Regions from separate parts of the Homo sapiens genome. Here region 2 is linked to region 1. A link is a loop called in an ENCODE intact Hi-C map of the cell type or tissue named here. Cell type or tissue: K562. All regions are shown on one strand. Each heading gives the region's core, and the rest is flanking DNA. Links, peaks and the distances in the headings are about the cores only.

The links. A loop is a pair of places that touch in the nucleus more often than their neighbours do. Peaks named below come from ENCODE experiments on the same cell type or tissue, not always from the same donor. Only the 100,000 strongest peaks of a DNase experiment are listed, where the experiment ranks them.
Region 2: a loop joins it to region 1, with 3 times the contacts of the local background. A loop is called at or near these places in 20 of 110 quality-filtered maps.

Annotation. Positions count from the first base shown.
Region 1 is chr10:4,863,183-4,871,524 of GRCh38, reverse strand. It overlaps a transcript of AKR1E2 not described here. Among named protein-coding and RNA genes, the nearest start is that of AKR1E2, 41 kb to the right of the region's middle. RefSeq lists enhancers at 353-880, 3,594-3,888 and a cis regulatory region at 4,571-4,846. In K562, for the core only: no CTCF peak of the experiment used is centred there; DNase peaks (open chromatin) are centred at 3,114, 3,744 and 4,684; H3K4me3 peaks cover 165 bases.
Region 2 is chr10:4,978,958-4,987,299 of GRCh38, reverse strand. It overlaps AKR1C1 (aldo-keto reductase family 1 member C1), which reads right to left. Exons shown (of 9, transcript NM_001353.6): 9 at 4,017-8,342. Among named protein-coding and RNA genes, the nearest start is that of AKR1C1, 20 kb to the right of the region's middle. In K562, for the core only: a CTCF peak has its summit at 5,030 (motif pointing right); DNase peaks (open chromatin) are centred at 5,039 and 5,469; H3K4me3 peaks cover 206 bases.

The sequences.
Region 1 (8,342 bases), core at 129-8,128:
TTTGCAAAATCTACATTTTTTACTTGTTTGTAGTTCTTGAGCATTTTTTCTTTTCTGTGAATTATCCACACTATACAAATATATTAGATATTATAAATGAATGTAAAACTTAATATATAACACCCAAAATGTCCAGGTTTTAATTTTAAAAGTTACTTATCATACCAAGAACAAGGATGGTCTCAAGTTGAATAAATAAAGATAAGCAACAGATGGTACACCCAGATGATCAAGATATTATAATTATCTGACCAAGATTTTAAAGCAACCATTGTAAAAATGTTTCAACAAACAATTATAAACACACTTGCAACAAATGAAAAAACAAAAAGTTTCAATAAAAAATTAGAAAGTTTTAGAAAAGAAATAGAAGATAAATGAATAACCAGATTTGGAAATTTTAGAACTGAAAAACACAATACACAAAATTAAAATTTTAATCAATGGAATCAATAGCATAACATAAGAAATAGAGGAGATAATTATTGATCTGGAAGATAAAGCAATATAAATCATCCAAGAGGAGCAACAGGGAGAAAAGAGACAGAAGAAAAGGAACAGAGCTTCAAGGACTTGTAGAACTATAACAAAAGACTTAACGTTCATGCCATCAAATCCTGAAAAGAAAGGAAGCAAAGGGTGGGCTGGAAAAGTGCTTAGAGAAATAATGGCTACTTTAATTGCTGAAAGCTTTTCAAATTTAGAAATACACATAAACCTACAGAGTAAGAAGATAAGTGATCTTCAAACAATATAAACCAAAAGAAATGCACACCAAGACACATCATAATTAAATGCATGAAAACTAAAAGAAAAGCTTGTGAAAAAGCAAGAGAAAAATGTCACCTAACCTATAGAAAAAAAAAAGAATTCAAATAATTGTGAGTTTATCATCAAACAACCATGGAGGCAAGTAACAATAATTTTCAAATGCTGAAAGAAAATAATTTTCAATCCAGAATCTTGTATCCAGCAAAAATATCTTTCAAAATAAAAGAGACATCAAGGCATTTGCAGAAGGTAAAATAAAAGATTTTTTTTCCAGAAGACCTAACCTAAAATAACGGCTAAAGTAAGTTCTCTAAACAGAAAGAAAATGGAAAAAAAATAGAACCTTGTAACATCAGGAAGAAAAAAATAACAAATATGCAAGCAAAAATATGGGTAAACGCAGTAGATTGTTCTTGCCCTCTTGAGTTTTCTAAATGATGTTTGGCAATTGAAACAAAAACTAAATGTCTTATATGGTTTTAAATGGATGTGGTAGAAATATGTAATGAAATTCTATTATAAATGGGGGAGGGTAAAGGAACATGAAGGGAGGTAAGGATTTTGTACTTCTTTCAAAGTGATAAGATAATGACACCAATACACTGTGATAATTGTGTGTATGTAATGTAATACCAATAGCAACCAATGCTATACAAAGAGAAACACCAAAAAATGCTATGTATTAATCAAATTGCATCCAACAGGATCTAACTGGGATTTATAGAACATTCTACCTAACAATAGCACAAAACAGATTCTTTTCAAATTCCCAAATCACATAATCAAGCAGACCATATTCTGGCCATAAAACAAACCACAACATATAGAAAATAACCAAAATTATAAAAACCTGAACAAATAGAAATTAATTGAAATTATACGGAGTATGTTATCCAACGAAAAATGAATCAAATTAGAAACCAAAAACAGAACAGTAACATGAAAGTCACCAAACTCTTGGAAATTAAACAACACACTCCTAAATAATCCACAGGTAAAACAGGAAGTCTTGAGCGAAATAAAAAAGTACATTGAACTGAATGAAAATAAAAACGCAACATATCAAATTGTGTAGAACACAGCTAAAGTAGTGCCAAGAGGAGGGTTTATAGAAAAAAGGGGAAAAGTCTTAAATCAACTATCTAAGCTCTTATCTCAAGAACCTAGAAAAGGTAGAGCAAAATAACCCAAAGCAAGCAGAACTATGGAAATAATAAATAGAGGAGCTGAAATCAATGAAATTGAAAAGAAAAAAACAGAGAAAAAAAATGAAGCAAAGAATTGGTTGTTTGAAAAGATAAAGTTCAAGCAAGCTTCTAGCAAGACTGACATAAAAAAAGAGAGAAGATATAGACTACCAACATAAGGAATGCAACAGGGAATTATGCTATAGATCCTGTAGAAATAAACAGGATGGTAATGGGGTACTACAAACAACTCCACACATACACTTCACAAGTTATATAATGGACCAATTCCCCTGAAAAATACCCAAGCTACCACAACTCACCCAACATAAAATAGATCATTTGAATAGCCCTATTACTAAATTGAGTTTATAATTTTAAAACTCCCAAATAGAAGTCTCCATGTCCAATTTCACTGGGGATTGCTTATAAATGTTTATAGAAGAATTAACACCAATTCTATACAATCGCTTCAGAAAACAAAAGAGGAGGGAACACTTCCCAGTTCATTTTACAGAGCTAGCATTACCCCAATATGAAAATGAGACAAAAACGGAAAGGAAGAAAGAAATAAAACTAAGAACAATATCTCTCAAAAATATAGATGTGAACATCCTCAACAAAATATTAGCAAATAGAATTTAAAAAAATATAAAAAGAATTATACACAAAAACCAAGTATAGCTTATATCAAGGATACAGGGCTGGTTCAATGTTCAAAAATCAGTTAATATAATCCATCATACTAAAAAACTAAAGAAGAAAGTCACATGATCATATCAATTGATGCAGTGAAAGCATTTGACAAAATTTAACATCCATCCATAATTAAAACTTTCAGAAAATAGGACTACAGGATAACTTTCTAAACTTGATAAAGAACATCTGCAATAACCTACAGCTAAGCTGAATTCTTTGTCCCTAAGACTGGGAAAAAAGCAAGGATGTCCACTCTCAGCACTCTTTTTAAACACAGTGCTAAAAGTTTTAGCCAATACAGTAAGACAAGAAAAGTAGATAAAAGGCATACATATCACAAGAAAGAAAACTGTTTCCATTTGCAGGTGACGTGATTGACTACATAGAAAATTCCACGGGCTTATGTCAGCAAGATAACTGACTAGAGGTTCCTACACTTCTCCCCACCCACAAAAACAGACCAAAGCGATGAAGAAACAACTACATTTTGACCAGAGCAACTAAAGGAGAGCTGTAGAGTCTTTAGATAATGGATGAGAGAAACTCTGTGGAGCAAAGAGACTCAGGATGGCCATATAGAGAAAGGAATAAAACACGCTGCCTCTGCCACTCTGTCATCCAGTCAGGATCAGCTCAGAACCAGGAAGAACTTCTCTCTGTGGGAAAAAAGTAAGCAACAGGAACCCAGAAGCTGGCATTGCCACCACAGACTGCTGTAGTCTTTGATAGTGGAGAATCTTACAGTATTTACAGGCCTGACCCCAGTTTAGGAAGCTGCCTGGAGTTTATACAGCTGCATTACTCCATAGAAAGAGCCCACATTATTTCCCAAACCCCCAACGATCCAGTCTCCTACTAAGCTGCACCATCTTAAAACTGGAGCCATTATTAGAGTGTGCCTGCTCTGGGGGCAGTATATATATCACAGTGAGGTTTCAAGAGTCACCAAAATAGGAAAGCTGCAAACTTGAAATGCTCCAAGGTTTTCGTTACAAAGATAAGAAAGACGGACCCTGAGGACGCTGCCTCTCGCTTTGACAAAGCCCAGACAATGAGTCACATCAAGTAACACATGGCTTGGAAAAGGAAGGAAAAACACTGGAAGGCCAACGCTGTTCTTATCACTGCTACACAGAGCTGAAAGCAATGTTAGAACTGTGGGTTAAAAAGAAACTAGTCAAGTTCTTCAACGGATGAATGGCGTTATCTTTGCCATGCAATCCTACTCAGCAATGAAAATAAACTGACTATTGGCACATCCAACACCTTGGCTGAATGGCAAGGTAATTGTGGTGACAGAGGAATGCCAGTCCAAAAAAGTTACATAGTGTGTAATTCCACTTATACTGAATTTGTAAAATAACAAAATTATAGGAATGAAGAACATACTAGTTGCCAGGGGTTAAGGAGGCAGCAGAGGCAGAAGACAGCTGAATGCAATTAGAAAATGGTGACAGGGAGGGCCCTCATGGTGACGGAAATGTTTTGTACCTTGACTGTGGAGATGGAAACGTGAATGTGTGAAAAATTGTACAACAGTGAACACACACACAGACACCAAGGAATGCAACCAAAACTGGAGAAGTCTAAGACAATATCAATATCAGTATCTTGGTTGTGAATCCACCTTTGCAAAATTATGACTGAGACAGTGAAAGAGATCTAACTTAACTGACTCCATCTTGCTTCTAACCTCCAAGTTGTCCTTGTTCATTCCTGATGGTAGGTTGAACTAACTTTGGGAGTAACTTAGTTTATAGTTTAAACAAAGATGGTAACAGCCCTTTCCCACAGCAGACCTCCTTCTTGCCTGGGGACTAGATTTGCCTTTGTAGGATTAACATTAGCCACAAGATTAGAAATTATGGTTGAGGAGTCATGCAGCTGGAGGCTACAAGATTCTGACCCTCCGTAAACTGCTCCTAAGTGCCTGGGTATTTTGCAGATCCTGCACTTGATGGATCAGCCGGCCCCACTCAGATCAGTAAACTGACTCATCTGATATTGTGGCCCCCACCCAGGAAATGACCGAGCACAAGAAGGCAGCTTTGACTCCCTGTGATTTCATCTCTAACTACTCAGCACTCCTGGCTCACTGGCTTCCCCCCACCCGCCAAGTTATCCTTAAAATCTCTGCTCCCGGAGCCTGCAGTGAGCCGAGATGGCGCCACTGCACTCCAGCCTGGGCGACAGCGAGACTCCATCTCAAAAAAAAAAAAAAACAAAAACAAAAACAAAACTCTGCTCCCTGAATGCTCCGAGAGACTGATTTGAGTAATAATAAAACACCGGTCTCCTGCACAGCTGGCTCTGCGTGAATTACTCATTCTCTATTGCAATTTCCCTGTCTTGATGAATTGGCTCTGCCTAGGCAGCAAGCAAGGTGAACCCCTTGGGCAGCTACATTTGTGATAACTTACTATATAGGTTTGCAAGATGGTAATATTCAGGGAATCTGAATAAAGGGCAGACTCTGAATTATTTTTTGCAACTTCCTGTGTATCTATAATCATCTCAAAATGCAGTTTAATTTAAAAGAAAACCAGAAAACTGGTTCCAGTGCTACGCGTCCTCTCTTTGGATTCTTTTCTAGTCCACCGTCAAAAGAATGTGGATGTGGCTCTAGATTTAACCCCTCCTACCTTTTATTATGTAATTCAAACATAAAATCTGTCTCAGAGCACAGGAAGGAGGAAGTGGAAATGATAAAGAGGATCACTTTGCTGAAATATAATCAGACCTATTTAGCCTGGACAGTGAAAAACAATGGCCCAATATACATGCTGTTCTCTGAAACTGAATGACAGAAACTTCACGTCTGTCCTGGGATTTGGTACTGCTAGTTACAAAACAGTAAGAATTCAGTAAGTTTGAGAGAGAAGGAGATTGACCAAAAGAACCCTAGGGGAAAACAATCCTTTCTAGAAATTGTTTTCAACATAAAATTTAAATTTTCCCCCAGAATTCCAAATGAATAATGATGAATACAATTTTTCTTTAGCAACATAACTCTCTAACTTGAGCATGTGGTGGCAACGGTTGGGTTGGGGTGGACTCTTTTTGTTAAGCTTCAGTAATTAAAGGCTCAAGTCCTACCAATTTATAATTATGCACATTTTTAAAGATTTTGAAACTTAATACCGATTATCTCTAGGAGACCTATATAAATTTATAGTCCTACCAAAAGTCACTGAAAGGGCTATTTTTCCACAAACTTAATATGTATTGAGGGATTTTCTTTTTCTTCACTTGTCAATGTTTTACTTTTGCTAGTTTGAGTGGGGAAAAGGGAAATTCATTGTCAGATTCACTTTTATTTCAATTATCATTAATTTGCTTACTGGCTTTTGGAATTTTCTTCTTCTGAAAATTACCTGTTCATTTACTTTATGGCCCAGGTTCAAATGCTAGCTTCAATGTTTACTATCTATTATAATCTTTGACAAATTACTTGACTTCTACCTGTCTTCTAAAATTTGTTATTGGTATCAACAGTACCCAGTGCAAAGGATTATTCTGAGGAATAAATATAGAGTACAGGGTACTAACTATAATCAATAATTGTTAGTTACTAGTATCACTCCAATACCATCTTTTTAAATTTTTCATTTTCTTAATGATTTAAAAGATCTGTTTTACGTATTATTTTTGTTTTGTCTTTTAAATGAGATAGAAGTGTTTTTCTTGCAGTATGGTTATTTGACTTTTAATTTGTTTAATGTGAAGTTTGGACATATCTGTTTTTAATGTGTTAGAGAGTAACTTTATTCACCCTTTTTACACCCCATCGTTCCTTCCTTTACTTTTAGGCCAAATAACAAATATTCATCTATATTCCTTTCTAATTTTTCTGTAGTTTTACTCATAGTTAACTCTTTATTCAAATTGGGATTTTGGTACATAGATATGTAGGAATATTTCATTTTTCACTCATGAACTTATTACTGTATCTCTGCAAAAAGAAAGGAAGTTATTACAAGAAGGATAGCCTTGTTGGAAGACTGGCCCACACAAGGGACTCAACGTGAACACACTATAATTCACTTACTCTGTTATTGGTGTATAAGAATGCTTGTGATTTTTGCACATTGATTTTGTATCCTGAGACTTTGCTGAAGTTGCTTATCAGCTTAAGGAGATTTTGGGCTGAGACGATGGGGTTTTCTAGATATACAATCATGTCATCTGCAAACAGGGACAATTTGACTTCCTCTTTTCCTAATTGAATACCTTCTATTTCTTTCTCCTGCCTGATTGCCCTGGCCAGAACTTCCAACACTGTTGAATAGGAGTGGTGAGAGAGGGCATCCCTGCCTTGTGCCAGTTTTCAAAGGGAATGCTTCCAGTTTTTGCCCATTCAGTACGATACTGGCTGTGGGTTTGTCATAAATAGCTCTTATTATTTTGAGATATGTCCCATCAATACCTAATTTATTGAGAGTTTTTAGCATGAAGGGCTGTTGAATTTTGTCAAAGGCCTTTTCTGCATCTATTGAGATAATCATGTGGTTTTTGTCTTCGATTCTGTTTATATGCTGGATTACGTTTATTGATTTGCATATGTTGAACCAGCCTTGCATCCCAGGGATGAAGCCCACTTGATCATGGTGGATAAGCTTTTTGATGTGCTGCTGGATTCGGTTTGCCAGTATTTTATTGAGGATTTTTGCGTCAATTTCATCAGGGATATTGGTCTAAAATTCTCTTTTTTTGTTGTGTCTCTGCCAGGCTTTGGTATCAGGATGATGCTGGCCTCATAAAATGAGTTAGGGAGTATTCCCTCTTTTTCTATTGATTGGAATAGTTTCAGAAGGAATGGTACCAGTTCCTCCTTGTACCTCTGGTAGAATTCAGCTGTGAATCCGTCTGGTCCTGGGCTTTTTTTGGTTGGTAAGCTATTAATTATTGCCTCAATTTCAGAGCCTGTTATTGGTATATTCAGAGATTCAACTTCTTCCTGGTTTAGTCTTGGGAGGGTTTATGTGTCGAGGAATTTATCCATTTCTTCTAGATTTTCTAATTTGTTTGCATAGAGGTGTTTACAGTATTCTCTGATGGTAGTTTGTATTTCTGTGGGATCGGTGGTGATATCCCCTTTATCATTTTTTATTGCATCTATTTGATTCTTCTTTCTTTTCTTCTTTATTAGTCTTGCTAGTGGTCTATCAATTTTGTTGATCTTTTCAAAAAACCAGCTCCTGGATTCATTGATTTTTTGAAGGGTTTTTTGTGACTCTATCTCCTTCAGTTCTGCTCTGATCTTAGTTATTTCTTGCCTTCTGCTAGCTTTTGAATGTGTTTGCTCTTGCTTCTCTAGTTCTTTTAATTGTGATGTTAGGGTGTCAATTTTAGATCTTTCCTGCTTTCTCTTGTGGGCATTTAGTGCTATAAATTTCCCTCTACACATTGCTTTAAATGTGTCCCAGAGATTCTGGTATGTTGTGTTTTTGTTCTCGTTGGTTTCAAAGAACATCTTTATTTCTGCCTTCATTTTGTTATGTACCCAGTAGTCATTCAGGAGCAGGTTGTTCAGTTTCCATGTAGTTGAGTGGTTTTGAGTGACTTTCTTAATCCTGAGTTCTAGTTTGATTGCACTATGGTCTGAGAGACAGTTTGTTATAATTTCTGTTCTTTTACATTTGCTGAGGAGTGCTTTACTTCCAACTATGTGGTCAGTTTTGGAAT
Region 2 (8,342 bases), core at 36-8,035, 120 kb before region 1:
CATGGTGGGGACATGATAGCATTAGAGAGAATTCTCTCAAACACTGTCATGGCCTTATCAACTATGCTTCTGTAATATTCTGAATCCTTCGCTGCCTTTCCAACAGTGTTTACAACGGTTTCCTAAGAAATGAAATCCATTTCACCAAACCACTTTTCTTGCTCATCCATAAGAAACACTTCTCCTTTGTTAAAATTACATCATGAGACTGCAAGCATTCAGTAACTTGCAAGCTCCAATTTGAATTCTAGTTGTCTTGCTATTTCCACCACATCTGCAATTACTTTCTCCACTGAAATCTTGCATTCCTCCAAGTCATCCAGGAGGGTTGAATTCACTTCTTTCAAACTCCTGTTCAAGTAAATGTTTTGCCCTCCTGTCACGAATCATGAATGGTTTTAATGGCATCTAGAATAGTAAATCTTTTTCAGAAGATTTTCAATTTTCTTTTCACAGATTCTTCAGACCAATCACTATGGTAGCCATATATTTATGAAATGTATTTCCTGAACCATAAAACAAGAACATCAAAATTACTCTATGACCCATGGGAAACAGAATGCACGTTGTATTAGCAGGCACGGAAACAGCAGTAATCTGTTTCAGCCTCTCTATAAGAAAGCTATCAGATTAGGTACATTGCCAAAAGGCAGTCCTGTTGGGAAAAAGCCCCCCAAAATCTGGCCATAAACTGGCCCCAAAACTTGCCATAAACAAAATCTCTGCAGCACTGTGACATGTTCATGATGGCCATAACGCCCACACTGGAGGGTCGTGGGTTTAGGGGAATGAGGGCAAGGAACACCTGGTCCACTCAGGGCAGAAAACTGCTTAAAGGCATTCTTAAGCCACAAACAATAGCATGAGTGATCTGTGCCTTAAGGACATGCTCCTACTGCAGTTAACTAGCCCAACCTATTCCTTTAATTCGGCCCATCCCTTCATTTCCCATAAGGATACTTTTAGTTAATTTAATATCTGTAGAAACAATGCTAATGACTGGCTTGCTGTTAATAAATATGTCGGTAAATCTCTGTTCAGGGCTCTCGGCTCTGAAGGCTGTGAGACCCCTAATTTCCCACTTCACACCTCTATATTTCTGTGTGTGTGTCTTTAATTCCTCTAGCGCCGCTGGGTTAGCATCTCCCCGACCGAGCTGGTCCCGGCATAGTCCTATTTTCAAAAAATTGTTTTTCTTTTGCTGAGCAGGACTTCTTAACAGTGGTCTTAAAATATTCAGTAAACCATTATTTAAGGAGATGTGACTTAAATATCTAGGATTTCTTGCTTTATTTATAGAACACTTGCATTGTAGATGTAGCTTAAATCTTAAGGGCCCTAGGATTGTTGGAATAGTAAATGAACATCATACTTAGGAATATAGATAGCCAGGGAGGGGAAAGATCTCTACAAGAAAAATTTAAAAACTACTCAAAGAAATCAGAGATAACACAATTGACAAAACAAGTACAGGGGCAGCAAAAGGTAACAGATGCCAACTATGAGATCTCATCAAGAACTAAGAAAATGGACAAAAGTACCACATAGCAGATGGGAGGCGGTGTTAGCATGCCTCTCCCACTTTGAAGGACAGATTAGTATGTAGAGATTTACATTGTGAATTTTTTTTCAAGAACTGATGCAGGAACTTAACACAAAAACCAAAAAAAGAATAAAAATCCACATACACTTTGAAGAAGAAGCGGGCACCAGCCTACTCCATGAAACAAGCAAAAAACGTCACAGCCCCACATTGTGAGGGGAGATAGTCCACTCCAGAGCACACATCCCCACTGGGAATCTGGAAATTCAGGCCACAAGATAAGGCTTTGATCCTATGCAGAGTGGGAATGGATTTAGTGAGCCAGTGAAATATACAAATAGAAGCAGCAGGAGTGTGAACTCAGGGAAGCCATTCCTGACTACATGTCACAGGGACCCTTGGCGAAGTCAGCTAATGAGCTCAGAGAGGGATCACAGGGTAAAAGAAGCTCCCAACTGAATTTTGTGATATAATCTCAAGTGAGGACACGTGCCCTTGAGCAGAACCCACAGGGGAGAGCTGGAAGTGCATTGCAGACATGAGCGCAGAAGCTGGGTGTCCAGCCTTGTGGGCAGACCAGGAAGGACGTGGCCTGAAAGCCATGGTTATTCTCTCTGTGGGAAAGCTGATGACCTGGAGCTTGTCTGAGTTCTGTGCACAGATTGCTTGGATGTAAACCTGGCACTGTTAGCAGAGCATTACAGGAATGAAAGGAATGAAAACTGCCTTGCCAACTCCATGCGTGCTGGGTGAAGCTCGCTGCCACCCATTACTTCCCACTCCCTTTGTGAACTCTTCTGTGCAGCAGAGGCAGTTAAACTCTCCTCTGGAACATTACCCCAGCAGCCTGAGAACCACCCCTTAGCCCTCACAGGGGCTGCAGCCTGCCTCATCCAAGGACAGTTAGAGTGCAGACCCACCTAACCCTAGACCCACTGGTGGTACCCATCCACCCATCCTGGTAGCTTAACACAAAGATACACTTTTAGGAGCTTCATACCCCCCCTTTCCCCATTGCCTGAGAAACCACTTTCCCTGGGCAACTTAGGGCAAGCTCAAATCCCACTGCTACCACCACAGCTGGTGCTCTTTTGCAAGTGCCACCTCCTAGCTGGAGACCAACCAGCACAGTCCACACAGCACCTCAAGGAATACATAGAACTGTTCCCAGGAAGGAGAAAATGCCTGCATGAGCTCAGCTATTACCACTGCGTATCACATCCTGGCCAATCAGAGGTCTTGAGTCGGTCCGCATGACAAGTTCACCGCTCACATAACCAGTGTTCAAGAAAGCCAGCACACTGAGCCTACCTACATCCAAGGCATCTCCGAGTCTACGTTGCTCCCCGCTACCTCAATCAGAGCTGGTGCTGGTGTCCACTGCTGGGAGACTTGACGACAGGTCACATCACTGGATCCTTTGCAAACAAATCCAGCACCAGCCTGGAGTCTGGGAGCCCACTGGGCGGCTAGGCCCAGAAGAGCAGTAGCAATCACTGTAGTCCAGCTCTCTCGAAGTCCCATTTTGAGGGTAGGGAAAAGAGTACCACATAAGGGAACACCAGTGGGACAGAAAAACCTGAATGGCAGCCCTTGAATCCCAGGTCTTTCCACTGTTGGGAAATTTCTTGCAGCAGACAAACAACTGCAGAGCTGGGTGCAGTAGGAAAAGCCTGCCCCTCTGCCCCAACAGGCAGGCAGCTTCTGTGACTGAGAAAGGTCCTGGAGAAGCAGTCCTTGTTCCCCGCTGGTGCACCACTGTAGACACAGCTGGGGCTTATCCCACAGGAGCGCAGAGTGGATGCACCTATAGAGAGCCTTCCTGGAACAATTCATGATGATTGCACCCCCACAGGAGAAGCACTCTCCAGGTGAATGCCATCAGCCTCCTCTCCTTTCTTGGTCCTGGCCAAGAGCTACAATGAGCAGCGTATCAGAGAGAACGTGCAGGTGAGGAGCGGGGCTGTGGGCCTCAGGGCTCCTGCATAGTGTCCTTCAAACATGTGCTTCTTGTAAGGTTCTGAGGACACCCTTGGGCCATCTCCTTTTCCCTGGCATATTCTATGCACAAATGCTTTGTGTTCATCATAAGGGTTTTCCACTTTACCACAGGAAAGACAGCATGGGTGGAGAGAATTAGGATGGGACCCAAACAAGAGATTTGGGTTTCAGCATTGAGTTGACAATTTACCTTGTATCCCTCTGCCAGGGACATCTCCTTTTCTTCATTTTCATAAACAAGGAGTTTAATTAGGTGTTCTTTAGTCTCCAAATCATTGTGAATTTCTTTCTTTTCCATATATACTCACATAGTATATACTTCTTATATTTATTCTCTTAGAGTTTTATCTTTGTGAAGCGCTTGTTAACTCTCTGACTCTTTTATTGGGTTGTTTGTCCTGTTTTTATGCATAGGAGATCATGATTATACTAATACTTTGGGATATAAAGCAAACCCTCTTAACATACAGGCTTTAATACGAAGCCATTTATTTAACTCATATTCCATGTTTAGAAAATTGGCCTGGGCTCCGCCTGAATGTTGCCCAGTCCTTCTGTTCCTGGCTGCGCTCTCATGTGTGTGCAGGGCAGTGAGGCAGCTCTGCTTCAGGATGTCCATGGGGCATCTGTCTGGGTGCCTCCATCTCCTCCGTGCAGTTCTTCATCCTCCAGCCATCCAGCCCAGGCTTCACCTCAGCACAAGTCTCCCAGCAGTGGATACCAGCACCAGCTCTGATTGAGGTGGCAGGGGAGTGACGTAGACTCTGAGACTCCCTGGCTGTAGATAGGCTTAGTGTGCTGGCTTTCTTGAATGCTGGTTATGCGAGCGGTGAACTTGTCATGCGGACCGACTCAAGACCTCTGACTGGTCAGGGTGTGGTACGCAGTGGTAACAGCTGAGCTCATGCAGGCATTTTCTCCTTCCTGGGAACAGTTCTATTTATTCTTCCTTGAGGTGCTGTGTGGACTGTGCTGGTTGGTCTCCAGCTAGGAGGTGGCACTTGCAAAAGAGCACCAGCTGTGGTGGTAGCAGTGGGATTTGAGCTTGCCCTAAGTTGCCCAGGGAAAGTGGTTTCTCAGGCAATGGGGGAAGAGGGGCTATGAAGCTCCTAAAAGTGTATCTTTGTGTTAAGCTACCAGGATGGGTGGATGGGTACCACCAGTGGGTCCAGGGTTAGGTGGGTCTGCACTCTAACTGTCCTTGGATAAGGCAGGCTGCAGCCCCTGTGAGCGCCAAGGGGTGGTTCTCAGGCTGCTGGGGTAATGTTCCAGAGGAGAGTTTAATTGCCTCTGCTGCACAGAAGAGTTCAAAAAAGGGAGTGGGAAGTAGTGGGCCGCTTACAGCTTGCAGTGAGTTCTCAGACAATTGTAGCTGGGCTGTCCAGGGAGGGGGGTGGGGCGCAGCTCTTCTAAGAAGGTCCCCCCAGCATCCCTCCGCCAAGTACTTATTGAAGGGGCTTGTTAAGCCACAAACATCCACTAGATGGCTTTATGAGGTCAGGTCGTGAGACACCTGTGGCCTTGTAAAAGCACTCAAACCGCATTCTCAGGAGACCGTTTTCAGCATTCCTTATCACAGCACACACACCACTCCCTGTCCTGTTTTCAAGGTCAAGGAGTTTCATTCTCAGCACAAATAACATACACACACTGCCTCAGTATTTTTCCATGCCCCGACCTCAAATGCCTGTACGTAATGTTGAATAGCTTGCCGTGCGCCCCCCACAGTGAGCCTCACCCAGCACCTATGCAGTTGGCAAGGCTATTTTCATTCCTTTCATTCATGCAGTGCTCTGCTAACAGTGCCAGGTTTACATCCAGGCAGTCTGCGCACAGAACTCTGACCAGCCTCAGATCATCAGCTTACACGCTGAGATAATAACCATGGCTTTCAGGCCACATCCCTCCCGGTCTGCCCACAAGGCTGGACACCCAGCTTCTGTGCTCATATCTGCCATGCACTTCCAGCTCTCCCCTGTGGATTCTGCTCAAGGCACTTGTCCGCACAGGATCAAAGCCTTCTCTTGTGGCCTGAATTTCCAGATCCCCAGTGGGGATGTATGCTCTGGAGTGAACTCTCTCCCCTCAGAATCTGGGGATGTGATGGTTTTTTCTTATTTCATGGAGTAGGATTGTGCCTGAGACTTCTTCAGAGTGTATGTGAAATTTTTTCATATATCTGTTAAGTCTCTGCATTGGTTCTTGAAAAGAAATTCACAATGTAAATCTCTACACACTAATCTCCAAGTGGGAGAGGCATGCTCACACTGCCTCCCATCTGCCATCTGGTACTTTTCTCCATTTTCTTAGTTCTTGATGAGATCTCATAGTTGACATCTGTTACCTTTTGCTGCCCCTGTACTTGTTTTGTCATTTTGTGATATCTCTGATTTCTTTGAGTAGTTTTTAAAATTATTTCTTGTAGAGATCTTTCCCCTCCCTGGCTAACTATATTACAACATATGATGTTCATTTACTATTCTAACAATCCTAGGGTCCTTAAGATTTAATCTATATCTACTCTGTAAGTGTTCTATAAATAAAGCAAGAAAGCCTAGATATTTAAGCCACATCTCCTTAAATAATGGTTTACTGAATATTTTAAGCCCACTGTTAAGACTTACTGCTCAGCAAAAGAAAAAGTTCTTTGAAATTAGAACTGCCTATCGACAAGGTACCTAATCAACCAAGAACTCTCTTACAGAGGTTGAAAGAGATTACTGTTCTTTCCATGCCTGCTAACACAACATGCATTCTGTTTCCCATGGATCATAGAGTAATTTTGATGTTCTTGTTTTATGGTTCAGGAAATACATTTCATAAGTCTACAGCTACCATGGTGACTTGTCTGAAGAACCTGGGAAAAGAAAATTGAAAATCTTCTGAAAAAGATTTACTATTCTAGATGCCATTAAAAACATTCATGATTCGTGACAGGAGGGCAAAACATTTACTTGAACAGGAGTTTGAAAGAAGTGAATTCAACCCTCCTGGATGACTTGGAGGAATGCAAGATTTCAGTGGAGAAAGTAATTGCAGATGTGGTGGAAATAGCAAGACAACTAGAATTCAAATTGGAGCTTGCAAGTTACTGAATGCTTGCAATCTCATGATGTAATTTTAACAAAGGAGAAGTGTTTCTTATGGATGAGCAAGAAAAGTGGTTTGGTGAAATGGATTTCATTTCTTAGGAAACCGTTGTAAACACTGTTGGAAAGGCAGCGAAGGATTCAGAATATTACAGAAGCATAGTTGATAAGGCCATGACAGTGTTTGAGAGAATTCTCTCTAATGCTATCATGTCCCCACCATGACACAGTTGCCTAACAAAGCCATTCTCAGAAGATAGCCCAGGCATTATGCAACACATGACTGTCATTGGTGACAGGGAAGGAGTCACTTGTGCCATTTTCAATGTTTTCCTACCAGGTTTATAGCTTTCTATCCTTTATATCCACTGTTACCATTTTGTGAGGTGGCGTGATTTTTTTTTAATGACATTTGGATTCCCTTCTCATTTCCTCTTGCGTATATTCATAATTATTCTCTTTGTGATTGCTGTGGTGATGATGAAAAACTTTATAAAGTTATAACAATTTACTTTAAATCAATATGAATTTAACTTCAGTTTCATCTAAAACCATCCACTTCCCCAGGTTTTCTCCACTTCACATAGTTTTGGTCAGTAATTACAGCTTCCTACATTGCATACGTATTAGCTTAGAATTATACTTATTTCTATACATTTATATCTTAAATTGAAGTAAAATAATGAGTAGAATCCAAAATTTCAAAAATACATGTTTTTATATTTTACCATATGTTCACATTTACAAGAAGTCTTTATAACTCTATATGGCTGTAAGTTACTATTTCCTTTCATTCAACCTGAATTCCTCCCTTCAGCATTTCTTTGAGAGAAAAAATAGGAAAATTAGTGATTGGAGGTCCCTATAAAATTTTCTTACATCTCAAGTGTTCCTGAAATCAGGTGTTTGGCTTTATGAAATTCTGAGTAACTTTTTTTTTAACAATAAGAGTTTTATAAAAATGGATGGTGAAGAACTGGAAAAAGTCCATAGCAGATGTACTATTTACAAATGACTGACCTAATGATTATTTCACATCTTGAAAAAAGAGTTACACTTGCTAAAGAGATTTGAAATATGAAAGTTTGCTTAAGCGTTACACACTTCACTACTAACTTTTAACAAAATGTCAATCTTTTCTTGACACTTACATCAGTCAAGTTTATGAGATGTGAAATTATCATTCCATAGACTCAGAAAGTTAAGGTAGAACAGGATGGCCATGGTTTACATGAGATTTCTTTGAGACATGCTAAGTGTGAATGTCCATTAGACTTTAACATGGAGATGCAGAGTTCACATTGTGATCTTCTATTGCAGAATTTGGAGGAAAAATCTGAGCTAGAAATATTTTTAGGGGGATTTTTCAGCCTAGAAGTGATATTTAATATTTAATGCAGAGAATATCTAAGATCAGCGGAATGATAGAAGACGAAAAATAATCCAAAAAATTGGTCTAGGGCCCTCCAAAGTTTATGGCCTACTCCAATTTTATAGAATAAGTAATTTACGGAAAAAACTGTGAGCTGCAAAACTTGCTGGGATGCCTCTCAGCTCTGAGACATGGCTTGAGAAGGAATCTCTGATGGGGTTAACATGGCTACCAGAGTACGAATAGTGGAGAGTAAATGTGTTAGAACATATGCCCAGGTTAAAAACCACTGTCCTTCTCATAATGCTTTGATCATTAAGGCATGAGATTATCCCAA